Linked DNA regions of Homo sapiens: region 1 is linked to region 2. The links are chromatin contacts, found by Hi-C or POLR2A ChIA-PET in ENCODE. All regions are on one chromosome and are shown on one strand. Each heading gives the region's core, a stretch centred on a gene start or an enhancer-like site at or near the end of the contact. The rest is flanking DNA. Distances are from core to core; before and after follow the strand shown.

The links. A loop is a pair of places that touch in the nucleus more often than their neighbours do. ChIA-PET counts read pairs that join two places held with the same protein, here RNA polymerase II (POLR2A).
Region 1: a loop to region 2 is called in a map of endothelial cell of hepatic sinusoid, with 2.8 times the contacts of the local background. The contact joins two enhancer-like sites. A Hi-C loop is called at or near these places in 1 of 168 maps with a recorded cell type or tissue (endothelial cell of hepatic sinusoid). POLR2A ChIA-PET finds 5 or more read pairs at or near these places in 1 of 52 experiments (BJ).

Annotation. Positions count from the first base shown.
Region 1 is chr2:127,152,410-127,158,602 of GRCh38, forward strand. No RefSeq gene overlaps it. Among named protein-coding and RNA genes, the nearest start is that of BIN1, 48 kb to the left of the region's middle. RefSeq lists enhancers at 4,879-5,379, 5,380-5,880. Within about 2 kb of position 1,487, at least 9 of the 41 ENCODE cell types and tissues checked have a DNase peak (open chromatin) inside an H3K27ac peak, as active enhancers do.
Region 2 is chr2:127,011,248-127,017,504 of GRCh38, forward strand. It overlaps the pseudogene RNU7-182P. Among named protein-coding and RNA genes, the nearest start is that of BIN1, 93 kb to the right of the region's middle. Within about 2 kb of position 3,569, at least 3 of the 41 ENCODE cell types and tissues checked have a DNase peak (open chromatin) inside an H3K27ac peak, as active enhancers do.

The DNA of each region.
Region 1 (6,193 bases), core at 237-2,736, 140 kb after region 2:
AGTAGTTCAGCTCATTATAACTTTCTAATTATGTGTTGTCTTCTCCACATCCTGTACCTCCCGGGTGCAGGAATAAGTAAGTATCCTTCATTTCTGTCAACTGTGGCTGGCACAGAACTGAGGAAATCAGGTGGGTGTAAATGTGGAACCAAAATGAGTGGCCCAACTTCTTATTTATCTAAATGTCCCAACATGGAGCAGGACATGCCAATAACACCTGGGGAAAATGCCCAGATAACTTCACTAGACTGAGTTCAATACTCATTTCTCAGCTCTGATGTAAACCTCAGTCATTCCCAAACCGCGTATTTTCTGCCATAGGCTGTAAGAGATTTCCTGATGGGAATCGCCATCTTGAAAATATGGGTTAGAAGCCTCAGATGCTAAGAGAGACATTGCTTTCCAAATGAATAGAAAGTAGACTAGAGAGTGGCTGTTTCCATGGACGTTTCCTTCACAGATTTTTACAGTTTTTTTCTCTGAACTCAAATAGCAGTTGCTAAAAAGAGTAATCTGAACAGTGACTGTCAATGGCATGCCACAGTCCCACCAGGGCACATATAAATACATATAAATGTCTGTATAAGATTAAAGTCGACTGGGCACGGTGGCTCACACCTGTAATCCCAGCACTTTGGGAGGCCGAGGCAGGTGGATCACCTGAGGTCAGCAGTTTCCTGACCAACATGGTGAAACCCCATCTTGTCTCTATTGAAAATACAAAATTAGCTTGGCATGGTGACACATGCTTGTAATCCCAGCTAAGTGGGAGGCTGAAGCAGGAGGATCACTTGAACCTAGGAGGCGAAGGTTGCAGTGAGCTGAGATCATGCCATTGCACTCCAGCCTGGGCAACGAGCAAAACCACATCTCAAAAAAAAACACATCCCAACATTTTGGGAGGCTGAGGCGGGTGGATCACCTGAGGTCAGGAGTTTGAGACTAGCTTGGCCAACATGGTGAAACCCTGTCTCTACTAAAAATACAAAAGTTAGTCAGACGTGGTGGCAGGCGCCTGTAATCCCAGCTACATGGGAGGCTGAGGCTGCAGAATCTCTTGAACCCAGGAGGCGGAGATTGCAGTGAGCCGAGATCACACCATTGCACTCCAGCCTGGGCGACAAGGGCAAAACGCCATCTCAAAAAAAAAAAAAGATTATAAAGTCAGCAAGAGGTGATCTTTTATGTTCAGCCTTGATGCTGTTGTTGAACACACACACACACAGAGAGAGAGAGAGAGAGAGAGAGTTCTTTTGCCAGTTAGTTCAAATGCATGGGTGATGATTATTTGTGATTAAGATACCGCAGTTTCTTGGCCACTGTAATGGACATTTGATATTTAGAGACCACCCAGTCAAGGGAGCGCCCTTCCTGTCTATCTGGTGGGAGTCTTGCTTTACTTGGTGAGAGCCAGGCTTTGCCTACTACTATGTGGCTGGAGGAAACCAGGCACTCTTCCTCCTCATGCCCTGGTAGCCAGAGGAGGTCGCATGACTCAAGCTTGGCTGGCCTGGTGTTTCTGCCACAATCACAGAGCTGGTGAGATCATCTATCCCAGCAGAGGCTCTGAGGATCCAGGGGGGTGCAGGGGGTGTTAATTGGAAATGGAGCCAGCCGACCAGCCCCCTCCAGATGGCCTCTAGGACAGGGCCTGTGTAGTCCTCAGGCCCATGGGCCACCCTGGGTTCCTGCACACTTTACTGACTGGCTCCCCCGCCCATCCCTGCACCCTACTCCCCGCCCCAGTACTCTCCAAACCAACCCAGCTCTCTTCAGGCAGCCAGGGTCAGGTATGGCTGCATTCCTTCCTCAGGCCCCTGGCCATTTCCTATTTTTCTTATGAACAGTCTAAGGACCAAGAGCCCGCTGGCATAGGATGTGTGATCCTGAGTTTAAGCAAGAGTGGAGTTTCAAGTTTTTGGAGATGGTGGGCTCACCGTAAGTTTCTGTAACACCCACCAAGTGCACACGTGGGGCCTCTGGATTCCAGAAGCTTTTTCATAGTTCCCCAGTGCTGTGTGGCCAGCCCCTGTTTGTACTGATTCCTTACATCCTCCTCCACAGCTCAGATCTCAGAGCCTTGCCTTGAAGCATCCTGGAAACCCTAACCCACTTGATGATCACTGTCCTGCTAAGTGAGTGACCCTGGGGTCTCAGTGGGAACCCCGGCATAGGGCAGGCCTGGGTGCAGCTCTGCAGGCTGATCGTGAGGTTCTCCAGAGGCCAAAGAAGCTGATGGCAGGTGGGCAGTGAGGCCAAGGAGCTGAGTCCTGGGGGCTTCACTAGGAACCTGGAGGAGCTTCCAGTGGTTTCTCCTGTGGGTGGAGGTGGGACGAGAGACGTTCCTAAAGAGAGAGGTCTAGAGAACACAGCTGTCAGCAAGGTCCCAGGTAAAGGGCACATGCCTCTGCATGTTTAATTTTCATATTCCCAAATAACAGCTTTTCTCTCTTTTTTTTTTTTTTTTTTTTGAGATGAAGTCTCATTCTGTTGCCAGGCTGGAGTGCAGTGGCGTAATCTCAGCTCACTGAAACCTCCACCTCCAGGGTTCGAGCAACTCCCCTGCCTCAGCCTCCTGAGTAGCTGGGACTACAAGCACACGCCACCATGACTAGCTGATTTTTTTGTATTTTAGTAGAGACGGGATTTCCAGATGTCGGCCAGGGTGGTCTCAATCTCCTGACCTTGTGATCTGCCCAACCCGGCCTCCCAAAATGCTGGGATTACAGGCATGAGCCATCGCACCCAGCCTCACTCCAGTTCTTTTAATAGGAAGTAAAGCAACAGTTCTCCCACCCCATGCCAAGAAATTCTGTAACCCCTTGTCCAGTCACTACTGTGATTGATTCCAAATGAGAAACACTGCCAGGAAGACCAAGCACTGCACCGAATACCTCCAACACTCACGGGTTAGGGTTTAGAGGCCTTGAGAAGACAGGGATTGAACATTCTGCATGAAAAACTGTAGAAATCTTATCTGAAACCCCAACATAGAAAAAAAAATGGAAAGAGCAACAAGACACTCAAATATATTTGATGAGTTCCATATGAAGTTATTCTACCAGTTCAATTTGTAATGTGCTGCTAAGGGGGTGGGACCCTGGAGGCCCTCAGTGGGAGATCAACCATGTGAACGTCTGACCATAGAAACTGTGCAATAAAAAAGCTGTCTTGGTTTAAGCTGCAGAGTCTTGGGTTAATTTGTTATGCCACAATAGATAACTAACAGGATATCCTCAGCTGTGATCTTCATGCAAAAGTTATTTTCTTTCTAATTTCTTCCATTGCCAAATTAATATATGTGCTTTAAAAACATTTTAAAAGGAAAGAAAAACTAAAATCACCAATTTTGTCACCATTCAAATGTCATTGTGTTAATAATTTGATCTGTTTCTTGTTTACTTTTTCCTCTATTGAGGGTTTGTTGTTGTTGTTGTTGTTGTTGTTGTTGTTTGTTTTTGCCATAGTTGTAGTCAGTCATTCTGTATACATAACATTTTTCTGTTTTGTTTTTACTTAACGTTTTTGGGTTTTAATATTTCTTAATTTTATTCTGAATGTGCACATGAAGTCCTCTGGATCTGAGACAGACTCCTCCCCATTGACCTTACAGTAAATCATAAGCCTAGGGCCCCTCCTTGCTCCAGTCCATGCTTGTGGGAGAGGCAGTGAGAGCCAAATGGAAACTCTCCACGAGCAACTGGACACTCCTTAGGGGAGGACTGAGAGCAACGGGCTGTGGCCAGTTACACCCAGGAGAGACACTGGGGGCCCTCTCTCCTGAAAGAAGGGAAGACATGCTTGCTTTTTGGAGAGTGCATGGCTAGAATCCTGAATTCTCACTCTGCTCTTTGGAATGTAAAGACATTTCTCTAGGGACCAAATAACCTAGAGCTAGTTTTCCCCTTGATATGCAAACACATAACTCCAGAGTGAGGTAAACCTCTCTAGAGTTCTTCACTATCTTTATAATTGTAAATTAACTTTTAAGGCTTGATCATAACCCAGTGTTCTGGACTGTACATCTGTGTCCTCCCCAGATCCATATGTTGAAGCCCTAAACCCCAGTGTGATGGTACTAGGAGACAAGGACTGTGGGAAGTGATTGGGATTAGATAAGGTCGTGAGGGTGGGATTAATCCTCATGATGGGATTAATGGCCTTATAAGAAGAGACACCAAAGAACCTGCTTGCTCCTTCTCTTCACCATGCAAAAACACAGTGAGAAGGCAGCTGTCTGCAAGCCAGCAGGAGAGCCCTCACCTGAAGCTGCCAGCATCTTGATTTTGGACTTCCCAGCCTCCAGAACTGCGAGAAATGGAATCCTGTTGTTTAATCCACCCAGTCTATGGTACTGTGTTATGGCAGCCTGAATGAAAATGCCCAGGATTCCAAGTTTAAGCGGATTTTGTTCAGAGATTTGGCAGAAACACAAAAATATTGTGTATACCCCACAGCATTATAAAATAATGCTTTTTTTCTTACAGACCCCTAGTGCTGTTAGGAACTTGGTCTTCAAGATTTTAAATGCCTTTTTGGAATTGATCACAGAAAAATGAACATAATCAATGAAAGTACTTTTCAGATTTCAAATACATTTCTGGCTTGATAATCTTTATATGCAGGCTACAATGAAATACTGCTTTAAAACAAAAAATTTCCAACCAGCATATGGCTCTGCCTTCCACCTGGCTCTCAAAACATCATCTCTGGTTTTCCCACTGAATAGTCAATATTAAAGAATAAATAAACTGGCCAGGCACAGTGGCCCATGCCTATAATCCCAGGACGTTGGGAGGCTGAGGCAGGAGGATCACTTGAGCCCAGGAGTTCGAAACCAGCCTGTAGAGATGGTAAAACCCCATCTCTACAAAAAATACAAAAATTAGCAGGGCATGGCGGCATGTGCCTGTGGTCCCAGCTGTTCAGGAGGCTGAGGTGGGAGGGTCACGTGAGCCCAGGGAGGTCGAGACTGCAGTAAGCCCTGATCACACAACTGCACTCCAGCCTGAATGACAGAGTGAGACCCTATCTCAAATAAATAGATAAATAAATATCGACCAAAAAAACCCAGGATCTCTGCTTAGCCATGCATTAGAAGCACCTGGGGAGATGGTTTAGTCAAGCAGCCCACGGGTGCTCCCTGGAGGGCAGAGGATACTTGCAAATTCCAAAATCAAAAGTACCACCAGAAGCCAGGACAGCTTTGTCCTCCTCAGCCCTTCCACCTATTCACAGCCATAGAAACACGCCAGGAGAGAGGCTCACAGATGGATGGCCACGGCCTGCGGGCCCCAGCCTCTAGCACTGTCCCTAGAGAGAGAGTGCCCGGGGCTGGAGGGCAGTGAGATTAGCCAGGGGCACAACAGCTGGAATCCGTTTGCCCCATTCTGAGTCACAGCAGTGACCTGCAACGCCAAAGACGGCCTTTCTCAGAGTGAGAGGAGCAAGGAGACCCCCAGTGGAGGGCCAGGGGGCTGCATTAACAGGGACCTGGGCCTCTTAACCTTGCCCAGCGTGACTCCAAAACTCTGCAGCAGAGCAAGGGCACGTGCCCCAGTGGCCCAGTTCCTTCCCAGTTCAGAAGCTTGTTCCCCTCCCCCACTTCCAACAGCATCCAGAGGTGCCAGCCCCTAGTCCCTTCCAGGGGGGACTAGCCCTTCCCACTCCATTCTGTGGGAAGGCAGTATAGCCCGGGTCTGCGGTGCAAGGTCAAGATTGCCCATCTCGATTGTTTTAAGCAGAAACCACGGAAGGGGAAAGAGATGTCTGTGGACTTCTGCCCTGTACTCAGGACTCCTTTCTACTCTTGGCCTGACAGCTAAGTTCATGCTAGACAGTTCCCTCGCAGCAAGATTTTAAAATATTTTAAACATTTTTAAAATACCAATGCCTGGCCACTGCCCCAATGCAATCAACCTCCAGCACGCAGCCCCAAGCTCTTTTTTTCTTTTTTTTTTTTTTGAGACAGAGTCTTGCTCTGTCACCCAGGCTGGAGTGCAATGGCACAGTCTTCTCTCACTGCAACCTCCACCTCCCCAGTTCAGTCAATTCTCATGCCTCAGCCTCCCGAGTAGCCAGGATTACAGGCGCACACAACCATGCCCAGCTAATTTTTTGTATTTTTGGTAGAGATGGGGTTTCACCGTGTTGGCCAGGCTGGTCTCCAACTCCTGAGATCAAGTGATCCTCC
Region 2 (6,257 bases), core at 2,319-4,818:
CCCCTGCCTTCTCTGCACTAGGGCTGCTCCACCCACTCCTGCCTTGGCACCACTAGGGCCCTGATCTTCTGGCTGGGTCAGCCTCTTGCTGCAGTTTTCCCCTCTCCCTTCCAAGCATCAGTCTTCTGTGCCCTAGACTATAGCACTACTCAGGGACTGACTAATCCAATGAAGTTATCCAGGCTAAGACCCTAATGAGCCATAACAGCTTAATGCACTCTGCCTTCCATAAAACACTTGAATCTTAATTCAGTCTTGAGTGCATTAAACCAAAGGAGAAAATAGTCAAGTTTCATGTGCTGTGGCAGGTCGGTGGAAGGAGAAGTTTTAGGAGGTGGGAAAGACCTTCTTAGTCATGGCGCTGGCATTGGGAGACAGCTGACACACTGCAGGTGTAACTGAGCAGCTTAGCCTCAAACCATGTTTCAAAACTTTTTCCTTTTCCCTTTCCTCCTCCCCTCCCCCAGTTTCAAGACATAACTTTGAGACAAACTGCATATGCCTTATCTTTCATCTTGAAATACAGCCTGGAAATGTGCTGTGAACCTCCCCTCCCTTTCTTTTCCCACTCTATGCTCCTCTGTCTTATGCGCATTTATTTACCTAGATGCTTGTTAAATACACACCATACTCACTTATCTGGTCATATATTCCTGTAGAAGCTTCAGCGGCCAGATCCTAATACGGAGCAGACACCCCCAGCCACGATGGTGCCGGTCCCTTCACCAGATAATACAATAATTCAAGTTGAGCCATAGAAGCGGATCATGCCAGCTGGCACCTCCTAGCCCCCACCCCCCACCCCCACCCCCGCCTCTCATTCCAAACCCTCTCTTTAAAAAGTACCGCATTCCCTCCACAAACTGAAGAGTGGACATTTTTGGAAAGAATTTCATTCACTCCTCCCCATGCTAGCATGGATAATAAAACTCATTGGCTCCTTTTTACAAGTGGTGAGCAGCCAGACCTTTTTGCCAGTTACAGAAGTATTGGAAAAGCTAACCAATGTCAGCAGCAAGCAAGGTCAGGGCTGGGGAGTGGCAGGGAAGAGGGGTGGTGGATTCAAACCTCCCTAGGTGGGAGCAGACTAGGACATATTGCAAAAAGGCTTGCAAAATGGCCTCATCCACCTTTTCACCCTCCTCCAGGGATTTCAAAAGGGATTTCATCAACACACATTGTGCCGGGCACGCTGACCCCATCTGGAAGTCATCAAAATCAGTTTTGACTTATAGAGTGACCAACCCTCCCAGTTTCCCAGGACTTTCTTTATTTTGGCACTGAAAGTCTCATTTCCAGGGAAACCCCTCAGTCCCAGGCAAACTGGGATGATTGGTGACCCTGGCTCTCAGAGCCATCTTTGGCTTGCCGTTCAACCCATCCCTGCCTTTCCGGAGGTCCACCTGTCTCCCCACTCCACCCCCCCATGCTCTTGGGTGGGCCATGGTGGCTCTCCAGTGCTGGCTTTTGTTCAGCCAATTGCACCAAATATACCAAACATACAGTCCAGTATAACCTGAGCCACTCAGACTCTGATTCTCAGAAACTGACATTGGAACTCAGAGATGGCAACAACAATGTCAAGAAGGTGAAGAATAAGAATAAGATTTGTGAACATTATCAGTGTACTTAACCACTGCCGGGTTCTCTTTTAAATTACTGTTGTAATTTAATCATCACAAAACCCCTGTGAGATAAGTGCTATTGTTCTCACCACTTGGTCAGAGAAGTCATTAATAGGTAACACGTGTACAGCTAGTAAGTGCTAGACTGGGGGTCAAAATCCAAGCAGCATGTTTCCCGAGTTCTTCTCACTGCTAACATTAGTCTACCCAGCTTGTGTGCTCTATTCTAGTTCTGCTAAACATGTCCTAGGAAGTGAGTCGTATCTGGGCTGGGCAGCCATGTGTGCCCACACGTGTGGACGAGCAGAGAAAGCGAGTGTGTGTTTTTGGGAGACAGAGAGACAGATACAGAGAGAAAGAGAGATTGAGAGAGATGCATGCATACAGAGAGAGAAAGAGACAGACTGAGAGGCAGAGAGACTGAGAGAGATAGATAAGAGAGAAAGAGACAGGGAGAGACTAAGAGACAGAGACACAAAGCGACACAAAGAGACAGAGAAACACAGTGGCAGAGACAGCAGCAGAGAGGTGGAGAAGCAAAGAGAGTGAAGGAGTTAAGAACATGCCATCACAAATTAGCCAGGCGTGGTGGTGTGTGTCTGTGGTCTCAGCTACTTGGGAGGCTGAGGCAGAATGATCGCTTGAGCCCAGGAGGTTGAGGTTGCAGTGAGCCATGGTTGTACCACTGCACTCCAACCTGGACAACAGAGAAACAGCCCCTCCCACCCCCCAAAAAAAGAACATGCCACCCCAAAATACGTTGCTACAGCATATTGACTGTTTTGAGTTAAAGGTGATACCACAGTGGCTCACACCTGTAATCCCAGCACTTTGGGAGGCCAAGGTGGGCGAATCACGAGGTCAGGAGTTCAAGGCCAGCCTGAGGGTGGCTCCCAGCATGGAGAAGAAAGCAGAGCCAAGAGACTCACATAGAATGGACGTGGGAACTAGGGAACTGAGCCTAACACCCAGGCAAATCAATCCCCTGCTCCTGAAAAGCTGCTCGAGTTGGGATTTTGGCCACTGGCAGCTGAAACACCTTCTGTGACTAGGGCTTTAGGCAGTCACTTAAGAAGGCTTCAAGAAATCACTCTACAGAAGTATGAAATTAAAGTGGTAGGTTGGGCCCACCGTGGAGCCCCCACAGGCTGGTGACTTCCCCTGCTGGCCACACTGCAGGCTCCCTCATGGGGTTTATTGACTATTATCTGATGTAAACAACAGCCCCGGTTAGCATCCTCCTCAGTTAACAATGAATGCAGGGAGCTGAAAGTAACTTCCACCCTCGCAGTTCAGGAAGCATCAGCCTTTAGAGGAGTTCACCTGGCCTGTGCAAGGTCACAGCTCCCTTACCTAGGAGGGCTCAGGGAGGTAGGCATGTATGTGTGGGTGAAAACACATCCCAGCCCACCACACCCTTCACAAGAGCCCTTGCTGAGGCTCCTGTCCTTTCATCCCATATCTGCAGGTGGTACTCCCTGATGAATGCCTCTAAACCCTGCAGCCACCACACTGCCTCTCTGTCTGCTCCAGCTCTGTCTTGCTACTAAATCCGGTTCTGCAGGTCCCCAACCATCTGTGCTTTGAGGCTCAGCTCCTCCACCAACCTTCAGGCCATCCACACTGGTCACCAACATGCCTGTCTGATTCCCAGGGCTATCTCCCTCTGACCAGGGCTGTGCCCCCCCCAATATGTCCATCCCTTACTCTCTTGCTACCCAGATGCCAACCATTTTTCTCCTTTCTAGGCTCTCCTCATGCTCTGCTTCCTCCAGGAAGCTTTCTCTGATCACCAGCTCAGCCTAAATTATCTTTTCTCTTGGCACTTGCAGTGTTTGGGTCTCTCTGCCCCTGTTTATGTCATTGTGTGCAATAGAGTAAACTCTCCACGTACACTCCCCAGACTGCTGACTGGTCTCATGCTCGTGCTTGCAGAGGTTTGCCTGCAAGGAAACCTCTTGCCTGCAAGTGATGTGATGTGATGAGAACATCGGCTTCATAACTGTGTGATCTTGGGTAACATTTACTCAACATCTCTGAGTCTCAACTTAGTCATCAAGAAAAACGGAAATAACATGAACTTCTGGGGATACTATGGAGATTAAATGAGAAAACATATCAAATACCTAGCACAGTTTCTAGAATCTAATAGGCAATCACCATTGTAAGGGGCTTCTTCCCTTTGTCACAAAAACCTACATTCCAAGCATGTTCACTAGACTGCGCTGATTCCTTAGACAAGTCCTAAGATATTCTAGTGTCTAAAAAACTGCCTCCCTTTACAGAAAGTCTAACTTTGAGAAATGTCAGCGGGGACATGAGTGCTGCCACCACCATGGCCCTCCATGACAGACACTCTTCTCTGCCAAACCTGAATCCAGCCTCAGAATCTCACCTAACACATTCCTCCAAGTAGCCACTACTGACTAATAAGAGTTGGCAAAAGAGAAGAAAAGCGTTTGTCCTCTGTGAGTTAACACTTTTATCTGAAAAGCAGTTACTGCAGGCCTGATGCGGGCCAATCTGTGTGCCAGACCGTGAACTACGGTGGAGACAAGAGGAAGGTGAGGGAAGACCTGTGATCCCATCTACAGGTGCTCACGTTTGGAAACAACCCAGCATGAGGAAGCTCCAAGTGCAGAGTGGGCACTCCAGGTCTCGGCCAGGTGGAGGAGGCTCTGAGACCTAAGGAATGAGCAGGAACAGCTATGAGTCTGTGCACCTTCCCCAAGTCTTTGATGCCTCCTGGGGCCCACCCCAACCAGTGGTGGATGGGACCTGGTAGAAGGCGCCTGGCCTTTCAGGGAACAATCCTTGGAAGTGGCCCCATTGCCCACAGTGGTGACCTCAAATTCCTACCTTATATTGTTCTTGCCTCCTTTCCTGTTGCCCTCTGCCCCATTTCCTCTCTCCTGCTTCCTTTGGGATCACCTTCCAAATAAAACCCCTGCACCCAAGTGGGCACAGCAGCACTGTGCTCCATGGCATGGCTGGGCTGGCCTGGGACTCTCCTGTGCCTCCATGTGTGGGGGTCTGGAGGGAGGGATAAGAGTGAGTGGTCTGTGGGGTGGCCCTCCCGGGACAAGGGGATCCTGGGTGAGGGGAGGCAAGCGTGGGCTCCTCTGCGCCAACAAAGGGGTTCTGAAGACCCTCCAGGGCAGAGTGTTGGGTAGGGCCACAAACATGAGAGGGGCTGCCTGAGCCCCCTTCAGCACAGAGCTGGGGCTGGACAACAGGGTCCCGCGGGAGCAGCCTTAGGGAACAGGCCGAGGTGGGAGGCAGAGGGAGGGGTACAAGGAGAGCAGGACCCAGTGGAAACCACAGCAGCTGCTTGGTCCTGGGAACTCTGGCCCCCCTAACCCAGAGGTCTCCAGAGAGAAAGGCCTGGGAGAAGAGACCCTAGAGAGAGATGGAATTGGCTGCCAGCCTCAGCCCTGAGGACGTGCCCGCGCAGGGTTTATCTGCTGAGGGAGAGCGTGCGGGTGCGGGTGCGGGTGCGAGAGGACAGCTCTGGTCTCTACCCCCAGAGGGAGCTACGGGTGTGTGGCCCCAGGCCCACCCTCCCCAACAGTAGGCTCCTTCTGGGCCGTGGTTCTCCAGATGCCCGGAGCCACAGGTGTCTTGGCAGGTGCTTCTGAAGGGGCCACAGCCGGAGCGCCTGGAGACCACCACTGTCCACGTGCGCAAAGCGACGTCCCAGTTTCCTCACGCGTGGGCTGCAGCTTCTCCTCCCACGTGGCCCTGAGCGAGTCTCGGGGACCACCACGCGGGCGTCCAGCAGGGCTTCCTGCCTGGAAGAGGGGCCGCGCTCACCCTCCTCTCTGGCCCTCATTCTCAGGGTCAGCCTTCTCCCCTCCGCAGCCCCATAGGAATTCCATCTGGGCCGCTTCTACCCCTGCACCTTGTAGCTTGCAGTGGATGGGACGTTCTTGGGCCCAGCCCTTTTGTGGAAGCACATCCTACCCTAGCGGAATGGCAGTTCCCACGGAGGCTCAGCTCTACAGTGCCCTTGTGGCAGATTTAATCCCCCCAAAAACCCGTGATAAACAAAATATCAAAATCCTAAGTAAAGACAGAACTGACATTACAGATTTTTCCTTTTCCCTCAGGTTGCAATAAAATAAATAAAATAAATTTAAAAATCAGTGCACTGGCACTGATCCTGTCATTTAAATTTTTGATATTTTGCTCACCATGGAAATCTCACATTAACTATTTTTTTTAATCTCATATTAACTATTATATTAAAAAAAATTGACGCCTGAGTACTTTGGGTGCCTTTAAAATGTTTGCCTCCAGTAGAGTGCCTCATTCACCTCACTCTATCCCGCCTGGTTGCAGAGCCACGGTAGTGAATGGTTTACCCTCAGATAGACAGTGGGGTCCCACCAAGCCGTTTCCTGCTGTCCCACTGCAAGATGCATGACAAACCGCCCTGCACCTGAGGTTATTAAGACAGACTTGGGAGAGAAGACGAGACCAGGCAGAGAGACAAAGACAGAAAAAGAGACTGAGGAAAACTGAAGGACAAAGGTGGAAAGAAGTGGACAATATTAAGAACTCTTTTAGAATTTGTCTAGCAGGTTTTCTGGTTTCTACTGGAAGCTTCTTACCCCACCTCGCCTCCCACCA